2 separate regions of the Homo sapiens genome follow, and region 1 is linked to region 2. The links are chromatin loops, found by intact Hi-C in ENCODE. Cell type or tissue: chondrocyte. All regions are shown on one strand. Each heading gives the region's core, and the rest is flanking DNA. Links, peaks and the distances in the headings are about the cores only. Region 1 has its middle 37 kb from the start of FH. Region 2 holds the start of RGS7 (regulator of G protein signaling 7).

Region 1 (8,342 bases), core at 222-8,221, 130 kb before region 2:
TTATATGAACATCTTACATAACGATAGCACAATGGTCAAGAACAGAAAACTAACATCAGTATAATATTAATTATAGATGTTTTTCCAAATTTCACCAATTTTTCCATTATCCTTTCTCTGTTGCAAGATCCCACCTGGGATCCCACATTGCATTTAGTTAATTCTCCTTAGTCTCTTCCTGTCTGTAACAGTTTTTCAGCCCTTGGTTATCTTTTATCACTTGACACTTATGAAGAGTATTGATCTGTTGTTTTGTTTTAGAGATGAGGTCTTGCTGTGGTGCCCAGGCTGGAGTTCAGTGACCAGTCACAGGTGTGATCATAGCTCACTGCAGCCTCAAACTCCTGGCCTCAAGACATCTTCCTGCCTCAGCCTCCCAAGTGGCTGGGACCACAGAGTGCAACATGCCTGGCTGGATCATTTGTTCTATAGAATGTCTGCCAATTTGAATTATTCTGATACTTTCTCATAATTGGAATGAAGTTATGGATTTTTGGCAAGAATACCACAGAAATGATGTTGTGGTGTCCTCAGGGCATCATACTAAGGGGTTGATAATCTCTGTGTCTTATTATTGATATTTACTTTGATTGCTTTGGTTAAGTGGGTGTCTGCCATGTTTTTTACTATAAAGTTACCATTTTTCCCTTTGTAGTTAGTATGTATCTTAGGGAAATATGTTGAAACTATGCAAAATCTATTCTCAAACTTTCAGCCACAAATTTTTGCATCCATGAGAGTACCTTATCTGTCTGTGACAGTTACTATTGTGGTGGTTGCCTAATGGCGATTATGGTTTTTTATCTAATACATTTATTTAAATTCTACTATGAGGAAGAGCCATTTCTTTCCCTGTTTGTTCACTTATTTTATTATTTATAACAATTTGGAACCATAGATATTTATTTTATTCTATGTGTTCAGTACTACCATTATTTACTTTGTGACTCAATTTGCTCTAACATTAGCCAGTCAAGTGGGTCCTTGTGCTTAAACAAGCCTTAATTATTTTTTGTTTTTATTGATTTATTTTTTAGTGTTTCCTTTATTTTCTGGGACCACAAGATGTTCTTTACTTTCTACTCCTATGACCTCCAAACATTTCCAAAATAGGACTGATCCCATGAGGCACTCTATTAACTTTGAAGTGGTAAGCTAATGAGTTCATGTGACTGGTAGTATCTACTCTGTGAATTAGTTCTCTTCTGTGTAGCAAGCTACACAATTGTCAAATAAGAATCACCTGTGCCTATTACTGTTACATACTAGTCGTGGCTGAATATTTGCCAAATACCACGCACAAATGAAAAACAATAAGCTGACTTCATGCTTTTGCTTGGGGAATTGTATGTATGTTGTGTGTGTCTTCAAACGAATCAAGGAAATTTTAGATTGTTGTAGATGCTTCGAGGGATATGGGGGCTGATTTTTTAAAAAGCAATACATGACCACAAGGTGGCAATAGCACAGATGAGCTTTATTTGCCTTTGACAGGTTTGCATGCAGGAGAAGTCCCTCAGAGCAGGAGAAGTCCCTCAGAGCATGAGGTCTTCCGGAGTTTAAAGTACGGGAAGCCACCACTCAGAAAGAGTGGAGGGCAAGGGGACTTCCAGGGAAGAGGGAAATTTGATAGAGGGCTATGTGTCTAGGTAACATCATTAGCAGCATGGCAAGAGTGACTCAGACAGCTCCAAAGGGCAGCAGCAGCTTGGGGTCTTTAGGGCCCAGAACTTATCTATTGCTAGCAGATGTTTGGTGCAGTTTTACTGAGTACACAATACAGACAGGCTCTAAGTGGCTACAAATATGCTTATTTAGACTATCTGCTTGTTTGGACCGATCTAACAATTGGATGTGTAAAAATTTGAGTTTGGAGCTGTCAGATTTTTGAGTTAGCGGGTCTCTGCCTGCAGTGAAGAAATAAACAATCTAGGGCCCCATACACAGATGCCATTGTTGACTCATTTATATAACATTCATAAAGTAGCACTATGATTTTTCATGCTACATCAACTCTCAGTTTCAGGAATGTAATGAATGATTATTAAAGGTGAGCTGCATGGCTGAGCAGCTTGTCAATCTTGATTTACACAGTAAGAATGATACATTATTAGCATAGGACTATTATAGAAGTAAGAACTTAAAACCTGCGTTACAATTCTATTCCTCCCACCATTTGGGCATCCAGTGAGAAGCTGAAGATGGCATGCAAATCCTGATAATCTACTCACTCCATATCCAAGGGGACTTGGGGAGAATCTGAGGTGGCACCTGTGGTGGAGTGGACAATGTTGGACTTGGAGTTCAAAGTCATCTCCAGATCCTGATACTGTTGTTTGCTTGTCCCATGACCCATAGGTAGAGGATTTAATTCTGTAAAAGCAGTCTTCTCTGCAAAATGGGAATAGAACTGTCTAACTCACATGGTTATTGTTGGTGCTAGAACAACACCAACAACATTACATCCTGAGTCCCAGAACATAAATGCTACCCCGAATGAACTTTTATAGACTGTTTATAGTCCATGTGATGACATAATAGATGATCTCCCTACCTGATGTGACTGGAATGGTATGGAGACAGCCACTCTGCAATGTTGACTCAAAGATCCACTACATTATAATGCTCCAAGAAGATAAGGAACACATGTATTTTGTCTACTTCTGAATATCCAAGATTTTACCGGGTACCTGACATACAGTAAGTACTATATAAAGACATTATTTGAACAACTTCTTTGAGAAAACCTCAATTGAATGCATTTATGGAAAATAAGTTCTAGATATCTATGTACAACATTGTGCCTAGAGTCAGCAATGCTATGCTGTGCACTTGAAAATTTGTTAAGAGGATAGATCTCATGTTAAGTGTTCTCATGAAACAATCCCTGATAAATGCAAATATCTATTAAATAATTAATGTCTTGGTTCATAATAATCAATCAAATTAACTTCACTTAGCAGTATCCTAAGGGAATGGGGCATAATTTTGATGAAAGGAGGTTTAGAGCATGGGATATTGTTGAGTAAGGAGAGCATGGCTAAAGTGCTGGGGCAGGTGGTCGCCAAACAGCCAGTAGGGAGTCAGAAGAGGTTAAATGCACTGGGAGGGAAACACTCAAACCTAAGAGAGGGCTTATGAATATGGTCACTTAAAACAAACACGGACAACTTCCTAAGGATGAGTTCTGTGCCTATACAACTTTTCATGTAAATGAAGCTCTATCTTGCTGGGGATAATATATGATGGAATTAATTGTATCTTGGACATGGTTCGTGTTTCCTAGAGGTGCTATAGAAAAGGATAGACACGTCCAGGCGCAGTGGCTCACGGCTGTAATCCCAGCACTTTGGGAGGCCGAGGGGGGCGGATCACGAGGTCAGGAGATCGAGACCATCCTGGCTAACATGGTGAAAGCCCGTCTCTACTAAAAAAATACAAAAAATTAGCTGGGCGTGGTGGCAGGCGCCTGTAATCCCAGCTACATGGGAGGCTGAGGCAGGAGAATGGCGTGAACCCGGGAGGCGGAGCTTGCAGTGAGCCGAGATCGTGCCACTGCACTCCAGTCTGGGCGACAGAGCCAGACTCCGTCTCAAAGGAAAAAAAAAAAATGAGAAAGGGATAGACACCCATTTTTGCAGACTCCACAAGCCAGTTATCTCTGAAGGCTGGACAGTCTGTGGACAGCTGCTGTGTGCAGACAGCAGCACAGGAAAAGGAAGACAGAGGAGAGGGAGTAGAGGATGGTAAGTGACAGACACATGGATCCAGGGAAGAAGAAGAGAAGCAGTGAAAAGAGAGATAAAGAGGAAAATGAGACATCCGCAATGCTGAGAGTTGATGTCATTTGTTTCCAGAGCTCCTAATCGACTCAAAAACTTCTCGGTATAGGCCAAAATCCTCATGACACTTTTTTTTCCCCTATCTTTCCTACTCACAAATCTCAACATTTGTCTTTGAAAGGTACTCATCTACTTCTCAAATATTGTACTTACAGATAGAAGTCTTCAGAACCTGCATACTATTTTGTGTCTCAGCCACCAAAAAAAAAAAAAAAAAAAATTATGGAGAGTAATTGGGCAAATTGAGGGTATGAACGCCAGAAGAAACAATGTATTTTGACAAGAAAAATTGGTTGGCAAACGTTAAGGTTTTTATGAGTAATCACAATGATTCTTTAAGTAATTATAATTTGTTCCACACTCTGTCACAGTTGTTTTGATTGTGGCTTTTTATTAGTGAATAAAGTTATTTAGTTGTCCTTATTTTTAGGAATAGATTCACAGTATTGAAATATTTCAAATACCAATGATGTTAAATTTCTTGAATATTTTCCCTTTCTACTGTCTGATGAGTCATTGGACTATCATTCTGTCCCAAGAACATTATAGTGACACCAGTCTTAGTCACAAAATCATTACTGTCATAAAGTGGGGGGGCAGGATATGGGAAGAAATCTACACAATGAGACAAACCTGGCTTAATCTTACAGTTGCAATTATTACCCACATTTTTAAAGCAAACTTATCTTGAAGTAAATTTTCAAATTTCCCAATACTAAATTGCCCTGTCATTAGCCTGTCTCCAGATGAATGAAGTCTTGGGGCTGCAGGGATAAGTAGTTTAGATGCTGTGGTTTCATAATTGAATTTTCTTTTTATAAGCATGGAGAATGAGGATTAGGAGTATTATTCTGCAGGAACTGAGTGCAGCCATTGATGTAAACCCAGATGTGCTCTGTTGTACCATAGAAACATAAAGATAGAGCACCTCTGCAGTCTATGTGGTTAAATCCCTAGCTGAAGTATAAAACTCATAATAATAATGCTCTTATAAACTTTCATATGGAGGAGACAGACACTGAATATTTGTTGATTAGTAAGGCATTTGCATTGGTAAAGCGTTGCATACTGTTGAAAAGTCTAAATAAAAGATCTGTTTTCAAATATAAATAAATAAAATAGTTCATGTGTAAGAAGATAGGATAGGTAAGAAATGATATATGTAAGAAATACGATAAATAATCAAAAGTTCTTGTGTAAGAATTAAAGCAGGTAGCTTTCCTAGTGATATTACAACACATCAAACTATAATACAATACTGTGACTTTCACTTTTCAGTGTGACAACGAATTACAGGTGGAACAACACATAGAACTGACTGTTTTTTTCACTATTTCACAGAACTGGGATGGCCGAGGATTTGATAATGGGTAAGAAAGATGACCTGAATGGTCAATGCTGTAAACTTGTCTCCTTTACTAATAAACAAATTCAAACTCAGAGAAACTGGTGAATAATATCTATGCTATTTAACAAACATTCTTTCAACAATTAGTATTTAGTCTTTACTTTGTCTTTGGCTTTCCATTAGGCCTAAGGTTCAAAAGATAAAAGAGACAGCCTCGATGTAAAGTCTAAATGATTGATCAGGGAATTATGGGACACAAAAACAGTGATGGGAAAATATTCTTGGCAAAGAATACACTAATAGTCATTTTCACAGTTCCCTGCAGCATCTCTATTTACTCATAGGTAAAATTGTTGTTTGGAAAAATCCTCAAATAGATCATCCTTCTGCTGGACCCACATTTAACTGTTCAAAATAACTAATCTTTGTTGGCTTTATTAAACTATCAAGTATCAAAATTCCACAACTTTTCAGCAGAGCCTGTTGCTTCCATCTTTTTTGTACAGGGATTATTTTCTTATTTCTCTCTGAATTGTTTTGGTGATCTAAGGTCATTTACTCTGACTTTGTCACTAGGCAATATCTTCTGCTGGCACAGAAAATCATTCTTAAGGAAACTTCTCTTTCTTCTTATCAGTCAAAATGTGCTTCCTTTAATCTTTTACTTCAGGCCTATTTTTCATCATGCTGTCTTTCCCTGGAAATTTTCCTTTATTTGAGCGGGGCAGGTGGTAGGCACAGAAGCCAGTCATACTTGCTTTAAAATTGACCCAACCATTACTAAGAATAGCATTCATTGATGAACAACAACTATTAAATGCCTGTTCTGTGGCAGGCACTGTGCTAGGGACTGGGTCTGCACACACAAATTATATATGATCCCTGTTCTTGGGTCTAGTGGTCTAGAAAAGGTGACCAATAATCAGAAAAACGTGCAAAAGAAGTGTGATAAGGCATTGTTGAGTGTCATAAAGAATATGGAAGGTTGAAGGTAGGCACACATCGAGGGGCCAATTTTGGGTGGTGTTTATCAGGGCTTCATGGGAGTAGTGACTCTTGGGCTTATTGGAGTTTGAAAAGGTGGGCAGAAAATGAGTGGGACAAAGTATCACCTGTCCATATCTCGCTATCCATTTGTAGAACTTTTTAGATATGCATAGAAGACAAGACAAGTTTATTTTCCCCTCAATTGTTCGAAATTTATTGCCTTATCTATGTGCAATTTGGTGAACGTCCACGTGCACTTGAAAAAAAAAAGCAGTGTGGTGATTCCTCAAAGAATGAAAAACAGAATTACCATTTGACCCAGCAATCCCATTATTGGATACATATCCCCTAAAATACAAATCATTCTACCAGAAAGCCACTTGCATGAGTATGTTCATGGTAGCACTATTCATAATAGCAAAGACCTAGAATCAACCTAAATTCCTATCAATGATACACTGGATAAAGAAAATGTGGTACATAAACACCATGGAATATTATGCGGCCATAAAAAAGAATGAGATCATCCATCTCTATCCTTTGCAACAAATGGAGCTGGAGGCCATTATCCTAAGTAAACTAATGCAGGAACAGAAAACAAAATATTGCACGTTCTGACTTATAAATGGGAGCTAAACGACAAGAACACATAGACACAGAGGGGAACAACAGATGCTAGGGTCTATTTGAGGGTGGAGGGTGTGAGGAGAAACAGGATCAGATGAAATGCCTATCAGGTACTATGCTTAGTACGTGGATGAGGAAATAATCTATATATCAAACCCCCATAATGCAAGTTTACCTATATACCATACCTAAGGCACATGTACCCCTGAACCTTAAGTAAAAGTTAAAAGAAAAAAAAACTTTAAAAAGTGTATTCTACTGTAATCGGATGTAGTGTTCTGGAAATGTTAGTCAGGTCAAGTTGGTTAATAACAGTATTCGGACCTTTTATAGCCTTACAAATACTTTCATCTATTCTTGTCTACTTTATTTGTTCAAGATTTTAGTTTCCAACTTTGATTATGAATTTATTTCTTCCTTTAGTTTTCTCAATTTTTTTCCTCATAAGTGTTTAAACTATATTATTATGTGCATTAGAGTTGTATGTCTGCTTGATGAATTTCTCCTTTGCTTATTATCAAACATCCCATTTATCTCCTGTAATATTCTTTGTCTTGAAGTCTATTCCAGCTTTCTTATTTTCTGCATGGTATATTTTTTTCCATTCTTATACCTTCTAACTTATTTGTATTATTTGATTCAAAGAGCATCTCTTGTAGGCAACATATAGATGCATCATCCTTTTTTGAATTAGATGCTCTCTGCCTTTACATTAGTGTTTTAGTTCACTTATACGCATTGTAACTTTTGATATGGCATGGTTTAATTCTTCCATCTCACTGTTTTTTAAATTTCTCTTTTCTGTTTCTTGTTCCTCTGTTTTTCATTTCTCGTGTGCTTTTGGATTGTTTGGATATTTTAGCATCTCATGGTATTTCTTCTGCTGACTTGTTACCTATGTCTCTTCCTGTGTTTGTAATGGCTGCTCTGGGGCTAATAATATGCATCTTTAATCTATCAAAGTCTCTTTAGAATCAATATCTAACACTTCACACTTCACACCTGACACTTCCTACTTCATATTGCTCATTTCTAACCTCACTTCTATCACTATGCACTTCCCATTTTTCACTTCCCAAATAAAGCAACCTTAGAAGAGTGTAACTCAATGTAATTTCCCTATGCTTCATGCTGTGTCTTAAATTTTCCTTCTACATATATTATAAATCTCACCTGGATATAAACAGTGAATTGCCTTTTAAGAAATTGTCTTTTAAGAGAATAAGGAAACAGCTTTTTGTGATATTAATCAATCTATTGACTATGACTGGCACTTTCCTTTATTTCCTGTAGATTTAACTTTTTAATCTTCTATCATTTCTTTTCAGTCTCAAGAACATTCTTTAGCATTTCTTGTAAGTCTCTTGGTGATGAATTTTTTCAGCATTTGTTTATCTGAAAATGTGTTTATTTTACCTTCAATTTTGAGGTTTTTTTTTTGACAGAGTCTTGCTCTGTTACCCAGGCTGGAGTGGAGGGGTGCAATCATGGTTCACTGCAGGCTTGACCTCCTGGGCTCAAGTGATCCCCCCACCTCA
Region 2 (8,342 bases), core at 244-8,243:
AGAGACAGCAGGAATTCAATACATGATGTTTTTATTACTAGTAATTTTCCTAATGGGTTTCAGCATTTCTTCCCTTTGTGTCTGAATAGAAACTCCTTCACCCTTCATATAGTAGATATCCTGCTAGTCCTTGAAGAGCCCGGTTTGAATGTCAATCTCTCCTTCAGTAGTTCATACACTGTCATTCAGTTTTTCACTTACATGCAGCTATTTGTCTCAAGATCTTATCTACCTAAGTTGGATTTCTTGTAGAATAGTGAAAAGAACCCAGAAGTCTTGGATTTGAGCTCTGCCAGCCACTCTTTCATGAAAGTGGAACCATTATGAATATAATGGAATCAGGGATGTATTATGAGAACTTACACAATTGTTGAGAAGGTTATTTTCCAGAAGAAGGAATTCACAGATCTGAGGAAAGTCACTATTGGGTTTCCTGAGGTCCTTGTGTGTATGGGCAAGTCAGAACTTCCAGGGGAATCTGGGAGGCCTGCCACATCCAGGAGGGGGACCCTGAAAGAAAGCTGGAAGAATACTCGGTGAAAAGCTTTTGTCTTTGCCTGGCTACTGCCTCTTTGGATCCATGTTAAGGCCCTTGTGATGGGTGTGTGGCTACTGTTGATCAGCTGTGCTGGAAATTTGGAAGATCTGGGTGTGAAGTGGGGGAGGGCCAGGACATGCTAGAACCCTCCAGGTGTCTGCATGTGTTGTCACAGCAAACTACAAAGACCTTGAGAGAGGAATAGATACTGTTTCACTCTGTTTCCCAAATCTTGCAAGAATTCGTCTTTGGGCCAACCGTACTTACATGCATACACTTACATGCATACGGGCAAGAGGATCCTGAGAAACATTGTTCCAGCTAATGCAGTCGATAGAGTACAAACCACCACTGCCACTTCTTGGCTATGTTGGTTGTATTGGGAAGTTGACCCAACCTTTCTGATCCTCTCCTTCCTCATTGTTGTATTGATGTAAATGAGATAACTATTATAACTATAGGGTCATTAGTAAGAATTAAATAAGATAATGCAAAAAAATCCATTACAAAATACATAGCTGGATGCAGTGGCTCATGCCTGTAATCCCAGCATTTTGGGAGGCCAAGGTGGGCGAATGACCTGGGATCACGAGTTCGAGACCAGCCTGGCCAACATCTCTACTAAAAATACAAAAATTGGCCAGGCATGGTGGCACGTGCCTGTAATCCCAGCTATTCAGGAGGCTGAGGCAGGAGAATCACTTGAACCTGGGAGGCAGAGGTTGCAGTGAGCAGAGACTGCACCACTGCCCTCCAGCCTGGGTGACAGAGCAAGACTTCATCTCAAAAAAAAATACAATTGCAAAATACAAAAGAACCTATCAGATTACTGTTACTAGATACATCCATTCATTTCATTAATGTATGTTTATTGTGCATCTACTATGCACCAGCAACTATACTATGCCTAGGATCTGAGGCAGTGACAATATCCTTGCTATCTTCAAGCTGAATCAGGCATAATTAGATATTCAAGTGGAGATGTAAAGTGAGCATTTGACAGACTGGATTTCAGGGGATAGATCCTGGTTAAAAATATACACTTGGAAGTTATTAGTGTTTAATAATGAAATACTAAAATGTATGAGCCTGAATTGGGTCACTTTAGGTACAGTGCATGTAAATTGAGAGGAGAAGAGGCTTAATGACTAAGATCCAAGATGCTTCAGAATTTGGGGGTCAAAAAGACAAAGAGGAACAAGCAATGAGAGTGAGAAAAAGCAGCCAGTAATGCAGAAAGAGAAATAATAGAGAGTGGTGTCCGGGTTAATTTATGCTGAAAAGTCAATTCATATGACAATTGAGAATTGACCATCAGCTTAGCACCATGGAGGTCATTTGCCAAAGTGGAACAGGTTCAACATGGAATGGAAAGATTTTGGCATAAAGGGAAGAAGGAAAATAGGGTGGCAATAAGTGGAAAGGGTGTCAAGAGATATTATATATATGTATGTTTATGTGTGTGTATAATTTATATATATAAATTAAATAGAGCCAATTATATATATGATAAATAGAGCTATATATATATATAGGCTCTCTATATATAGAGCTTGGGTACAGCTTCCTATGAGGATGGAAACTTTACCCAGAGATGCAAAGGAGGAGGAAGACTGCTTCCTTCAGGCGGTTCTCTCTTAAGAGGAAAATGGTCAAACTGAGTGAGCATACCCAGTTGTATTTGCAAATTTATTAATCCAAGTCATGCAAGTCACATCAACTTCTCAGGAGCAGACTGAACAAGAGGGAAGAGAGAGGGGTTAAAGGAGGGATAAGTAGATTTCAGCGAGAGCAAAAACGTTAAAGAAATATTTCGAGAAGTCGAAAACGAAGAGAATTTTGCTGAAGAAGATTCTAAGTTCCAGAGGCTACAGTGGAAAGATGTGGGGAGTTGGAGTGGGAGACAGGTCAGACTAGAGTGTGTGTAGTTTGGGACAATGATATTTCTCCTGTAGTACTTGGAACAGGGGCTAGGTTAGATAAATATTTGTTCCTTGAGAGAAACCTGACAAGACCTGCATGGGGCTGGGGTAATACATTGGTCCACATGGACCCCTGTTTGAGTAGAAGTGTTATCTCCAATAAGGTCTAGTCTGCTTAGACCAAGGGGTCAGGAAAGGCTGACCTTGATTATCTTCTCCTTCTGTCCCTCCCTCTCCTCCACACCTGGCCCAGTAGAGGAAGGAAAACTAGATTTACAGCTGATCTTGATTATCTTCTCCTTCTCTCCCTCCCTCTCCTCCACAGCTGGCCCAGGAGAGGAAGGAAAACTAGATTTACAGCGGCCCAGCCCTTCCCCCTGAAAGCCAGAGGCACAGGTTGCTTTACTACCACCGAGACAAAAGTGATCTGTCTCCTTTATGTCATTCTAATCCTTACAGAAGAATTTGTGGCAGCAGTACGAAGACTATAGCTAGGAGGATCAGCACCTCAGAAGCTCTTTGAAAATTGCTAGAGGATGAGGGCAGTGGGCAAGAGGAAAGTTCCTCTGAGCACCTTCTGTTAAAAGGAGAAGCCAGGCCTTGGGGATGTTCCTTCAGTTTCACAAGTGGCAAGATTTTCACCTCCGGTTGGCAGCTTTCAAATCGTTTCCCATTTCTCCAACTTAGGAAGAAGCTGTGAAAACCGCAGGCAAACGGGGATGAATGATTCATTTGGTCCTGGCCATTTCCTTCATTCCTAGGGTGTCTCAATATCTCTCTACTCTGTTATTTAAGCATAATAATAATAATAATAATAATAATAATAATAATAATAATAATAATAATAAATCATCTGCTTCCCTGGGACTTTCAGCGGAGTCGTTAGGCACGTGATGAAACCTTGGTTTGCACGGGGCTCCATCCATCCATTCATCCGTGCATCCGTCCGTCCATCTGTCCATCCATTCACTAGACCACCCACCCACCTACCACCCACCCACCCATCGCACAGCCTTCCTCCCTTTCCGGCTTACACTGGGCGTTAAACTCCGGTCTCTCCAGGCCTCCGGCGCACGTACACACGCGCGGGCGAGCGGGCGGGGTGTGCGGGAGCGCGGGCTGGCCGCGCCGGGGGCAGGACTACAGCCTCCCGAGGGGCGCGAGGGCGGGAGGCCGGGGAGGCCCGGGAGGCCCGGGCGGTGTGGCGGCGGCCGAGCCGAGCCCATCCGAGCCGGCACCTTCGGACGCCCCTGTCCCACGTGACTGTCCCCTCCTCCCTCCTCCCAGTCGCGCGCACGGGCCGGGCGTCTCGACTCCCGCGCGCGCTCGGCTGGTCCCAGTCCCCGGGAGAAGAAGCGGAGGAGGGAGAGAGCCAGCGAGGCGGCCCAGGGGAGCGGGCGCGAGTGGCGGCTGCCGGAGCCGCCTGTGCACGGGCGGCGGCGAGGCGAGGGTGGCGGTCGCCTGAGCAGCTAGAGCCGGGGCGGCGCGGAATCCGCATCCGCCGCGAGTGTGATGAAGCTACCCTGCCTCGCTGCTCCGCTTGCCGCCAGCTGACACCGCCTGCACCCAGCCCGCCCGGGAGGGGAGACGCCGCGGGGCCGTGACCTTGGCGGAGGAGGTAAATAGGGAAGGCGGGCGGGGAGGAGGCAGCGCCACCCAGAGCCCTCCCGGCCCCCGGCCCGCACCCAGCCCTCGCTCTGCGCAGCGGGAGCGTCCGCGGGCGCAGGGCGGCCGCCCCCGGGAGCCCCGCGCCGGGGCTGGGCTACGGGCGCCGCGCGCACCCCGCGGTCCACGGTGCTGAAACTGCTGCCCGGCTCCGGCGGCCGCCGCGGCGCGGGGCACAGGCTCGCCTGCCATTTGCTGCTGCCGTGAGAGCGAGCAAGGGGAGCAGGGGCTTGCCTGTTTTCTCCTCTTTGGCTGGTTGCTCTGGAGGCTTCTGCAGTTAGGCTTTTACCCACGGTGACCCGGGTAAAATGGCCTGAAGGCTTGACCTCCCACTAGTTCTTGTTGCCGGGACATATTCTGGTGTCTTCTTGCAAAAATTAGGCAGGATTACCTCCGGACTTCCGAAGCGAAGTGGGGAGAAAGGAGAGCAGCCGGTGGCTGGCAGCGCAGGCAGGTGAAAGTAGGCGAAGCATATACTCCGGCTCTGTGTGGGAGACCCGGGGGAATAGAGAGGAAGCCCGTGCGCTGGAGAATGACACCGGGAATGGGCCTCTCTGATGGGCTGCAGGTGGGGACACTAGACAGATACCTAGGAGAAAGTGTGCTAACCCGCCCCCCACTCCCCCACCGCATCCCCCAGGTGTTGCCTTTCCACCCTTTGGGGAAAACATCACCAAGTTCAGATGCAAGTATTGGGAGAGAAGAGAACTCTGTACTAGGAAAATGCTACCCACGAGTTTTTAGGGTGAGCATCAAACACTTCTCAAAATGAGTATCCAGAAAATGAAGTCAGCTAAAACAATAACCAAATGGCTATTTCTACCTGGAAGATTGTAATTTCTTACAATTCCTTGAGGTTATTGTAGGTGTCAACTCACTTTTTAAAAAATCCATGTCCTGTGTCACTTTCTCCAGCCAGCCCCAGTTTGTAAGAACGCGCCATGTGGGGTGGGTGCTGTGAATGATGATGATGAATCAGGGGAGTCCCACTGGGATCTCACTGAAGTCTCTCTGACCCTTTGCAGGGCACACTGATAATTCTTGTATCTTGAGAGTGGACCAAGTTTTGGGTGACATGGCCCAGGGGAATAATTATGGGCAGACCAGCAACGGGGTGGCCGATGAATCACCCAACATGCTGGTGTACAGAAAGGTAAGAATGTCTTCAGTTTCTTGGAAAACGGGAAACTTCCGGCTTTCTCGATTTTTTTCCCCCTCTAGATCAGAGTATGTATCAACTTTGTGGCCTTGTGGATTTCCCAGATCATCAGTGATTATGTACTATATACGTGAAAGTGATCTGACATTCTCAAATGATGCATATGTGGGGAAACACACTGAAGTAAATGAGGCCTCCTCACGTGTTCCCTGCTGGTTTTGAATAGATTATTCTGTCCTGAGCAATGACAGCACGTTTGGGCATTCCAGATATTTTGGTTGTTATACACATGATTTAGTAGCATCCGTAATAATTTTAGAAGCTTTTTCTTATACCCCCTTTAAACATTTAGGTTATAATAATGATATAAGCATATCACATTTTAGAAATAAAAGTAGACCACTTTGCAATTTTGTGGCAAGAGAGACTGTGTCTGTGTAAATGTATGTGGTTTACTAATTTCGTTCTTGACTAAACAATTCTAGTCTTTTTTTGTCTTAGCCTAAATTATTTTTTACTTTCTGTTACTTTTATGACTTGGGGTATTTATGGGTATTTATATTCTAGTGCCGTATGCCTATTAAATCATTAAATAATATTTATCTTGCAGAGTTGCTTTTTTTTGGCCACAAATAGATTTGACAGCCTTATACATTTAATAGCAATGCTACTGGCAACAAACTTTTAGACACTGAGCAACCATAATAAAGATGCGTTTAACTATTACATGTGCTTTTGAGTGATTGCTTAGGCAGCTTCACTCTGGTTATCATCAACAATCTTACTAAAATTAAGGATGCAGTGTTCTTCTGCCCCAATCATTTTTATTGCATTTTATAGATGATTTTTTGAGTATATTATCTGGAGTGCTTATTGGGCAATATTTCTTTAGTTAACACTAACAATGGTAAAAAGGAAGTCATGCTTTGAAACACCCCAAAATTGTTAAAGGCTTTAATTAGAGAAAAGCCCATTGAAGAGTTCAAGATGTTTGCATTTCTTTCTTTTTCAGCAAGGGGATCAGAGCTGATTATGAATAAAGATGAAAGACTATGTGCTACTTTAACCTGCACTAAATCAAAACTTTTCATCCGTGTAGCCCAGAATCATTAAAAGGTAGTGATGAATATGTGTTTGAGGGAATATTGCTATGGCTTTAATGGAAAGATGCACAGGCGTCCTGGTACAATGCTAGCTGTTTTATTCTCTAGCCTGGGCGAACAGTACTATACTGTGTACCTATGAATGCATTTATATGTGTCTGAGATAAAACAGTATGATGGGAAAGATAAATCAGAACTTAGCTTTCTATGTTAGTCTTAAAGCATTCCAACTGCATAAATCAGGAAAATAATCTACTTGAGTTTAAATTATTAGTATTGTATTTTTAAGTTAATTGAAATAACTGGATACCTGTCTATTCTATTTAGAGTTGGTTTTGAGAAGAAATATTTTGGGGGGAGTTCGGTGGTTTCAAATAAGTCATAATATTTTGTGTTTGGTAAGACTCTGAGTATTGTAATATGCAAGCTGTGAGAATTTTGAATTCTATCTTATGGGTGTATACAATGTGAAGAGTTAGACTTTTGGTTGGAAAATTATAGTAGTAAGCTATTTCCGTTAGGCTAAACAATTGTATTCCCTCTCTGTTTCCCTTTAAAAGATTAAGGACTGAGTAGATTGGACACCTAATAGTTATCTTCATTAGAAATAAACTAAATATGCAGCAACTAGTGTGTGTCATTCAGTCAGTTATTATGAGAACAAAAAAAGAAAAAATAAGAAGACAGGGCTTTCAGAAATAGTTATTTGACTGTTTAGTGTACCTGAGCCTCATATTGGTAATTTTGGGTTTACTCTACACAGTGTTGTATAGCATCGAATCGCCATTAATTTTACTTTTAAGTTAACAGACTGTAATGATTTCAGGAAGAGAATGTACTACCTCATTTTTTAAAGCATGATTATTTTGTTGATTAAGCTGGGAACTGCTTGTGCTACTCATTTTTCCCTTCTTTTATTAGCTTTTTGCTTATTATTAGTGACCACATATAACTTACTTGTCAAAGAAAGATTTTCTTGATAAGGCATTATTGGAAAAAGTAACTCCTTTCAGTACATTTTACTCTTAATGCTTACCTATGGATTGTCTGTCTATTCTTGTATTCTCTGAGCATATGTTTTTTGTTTTTCTTTGTGATAGAAATAACAATATATAAATAATATCAGATAATGTATAAAGAGACACAGCGTCCTTGCTTATCATTTGCTAGTTATCAGGTCAAATGGTCTTTATCTGTGTGTAGACATAGATCGTGACATCACATATTTCGTGTGTCCATTATGCTTCTATTTTTTCTATCTTATATGGGCTTTCCATTCAATATCTTCTCAGTAGAGGCCAAATTTCAATGTGAAGAACAACACAATAATTGGAGAGGGGTGTTGGTTGAATATGTGTGTTAGGATATTTCAACTGCTCTGCCTTCATAAAGGAATAAACACTAGATTACAATGCTTATTAATTAGGAAGTCAATCGAAGACTTAGAAAAAAAGTTCAGTTCCAATAGGACATTGCTTAGTAACAGTGGAGAGAAAGGATAGAGAAATTGCTGTTCTATTGACTCATGCCCATTTCCCCTTCTACTTCACTATTGAAGCATCGTTCTTGAAAGTGTGTTCTGAACTGGGAATATTCGTGGTGTTTTCCCTCCTCATGACACCTCCTGTTTACTTATTGCATATGACTCTGATGATTTACACACACTCAAGATATGTATGTGCTGTTTCCATTTTATCTTCATAGGCTATTGGTTTCCAAAGTGGAATACACAGAAAAGCTGGGATGTGTAAATTTCTTGTGTGTGTTTGATGTTTCTCTCGTTATCACTATCCTCATACAAATTACAGGAGTTCCTCCAAATCACAGAAAGATTCCAGGGATCTGTTTTCCATGGAGAAGTCCATAGGAATCTTATGGAAAAAATGTACAGCGGATAAAACTCTGATTGTTAAGGTAGAGTGGATATCACCCTATTGAAGGGTACAGGTGATGGT

Evidence for each region. A loop is a pair of places that touch in the nucleus more often than their neighbours do. Peaks named below come from ENCODE experiments on the same cell type or tissue, not always from the same donor. Only the 100,000 strongest peaks of a DNase experiment are listed, where the experiment ranks them.
Region 1: a loop joins it to region 2, with 4 times the contacts of the local background. A loop is called at or near these places in 3 of 110 quality-filtered maps.

The regions. Positions count from the first base shown.
Region 1 is chr1:241,479,015-241,487,356 of GRCh38, reverse strand. No RefSeq gene overlaps it. Among named protein-coding and RNA genes, the nearest start is that of FH, 37 kb to the left of the region's middle. In chondrocyte, for the core only: CTCF peaks have their summits at 1,235 and 1,437 (motif pointing right); no DNase peak of the experiment used is centred there.
Region 2 is chr1:241,352,635-241,360,976 of GRCh38, reverse strand. It overlaps RGS7 (regulator of G protein signaling 7), which reads left to right and starts at 3,772. Exons shown (of 19, transcript NM_001364886.1): 1 at 3,772-4,078; 2 at 5,151-5,278. The coding sequence starts at 5,201. It overlaps LOC124904601 (a long non-coding RNA gene), which reads right to left and starts at 3,725. Exons shown (of 2, transcript XR_007067052.1): 1 at 3,495-3,725; 2 at 1-3,154. RefSeq lists a silencer at 3,871-3,920. In chondrocyte, for the core only: no CTCF peak of the experiment used is centred there; DNase peaks (open chromatin) are centred at 3,796 and 3,956.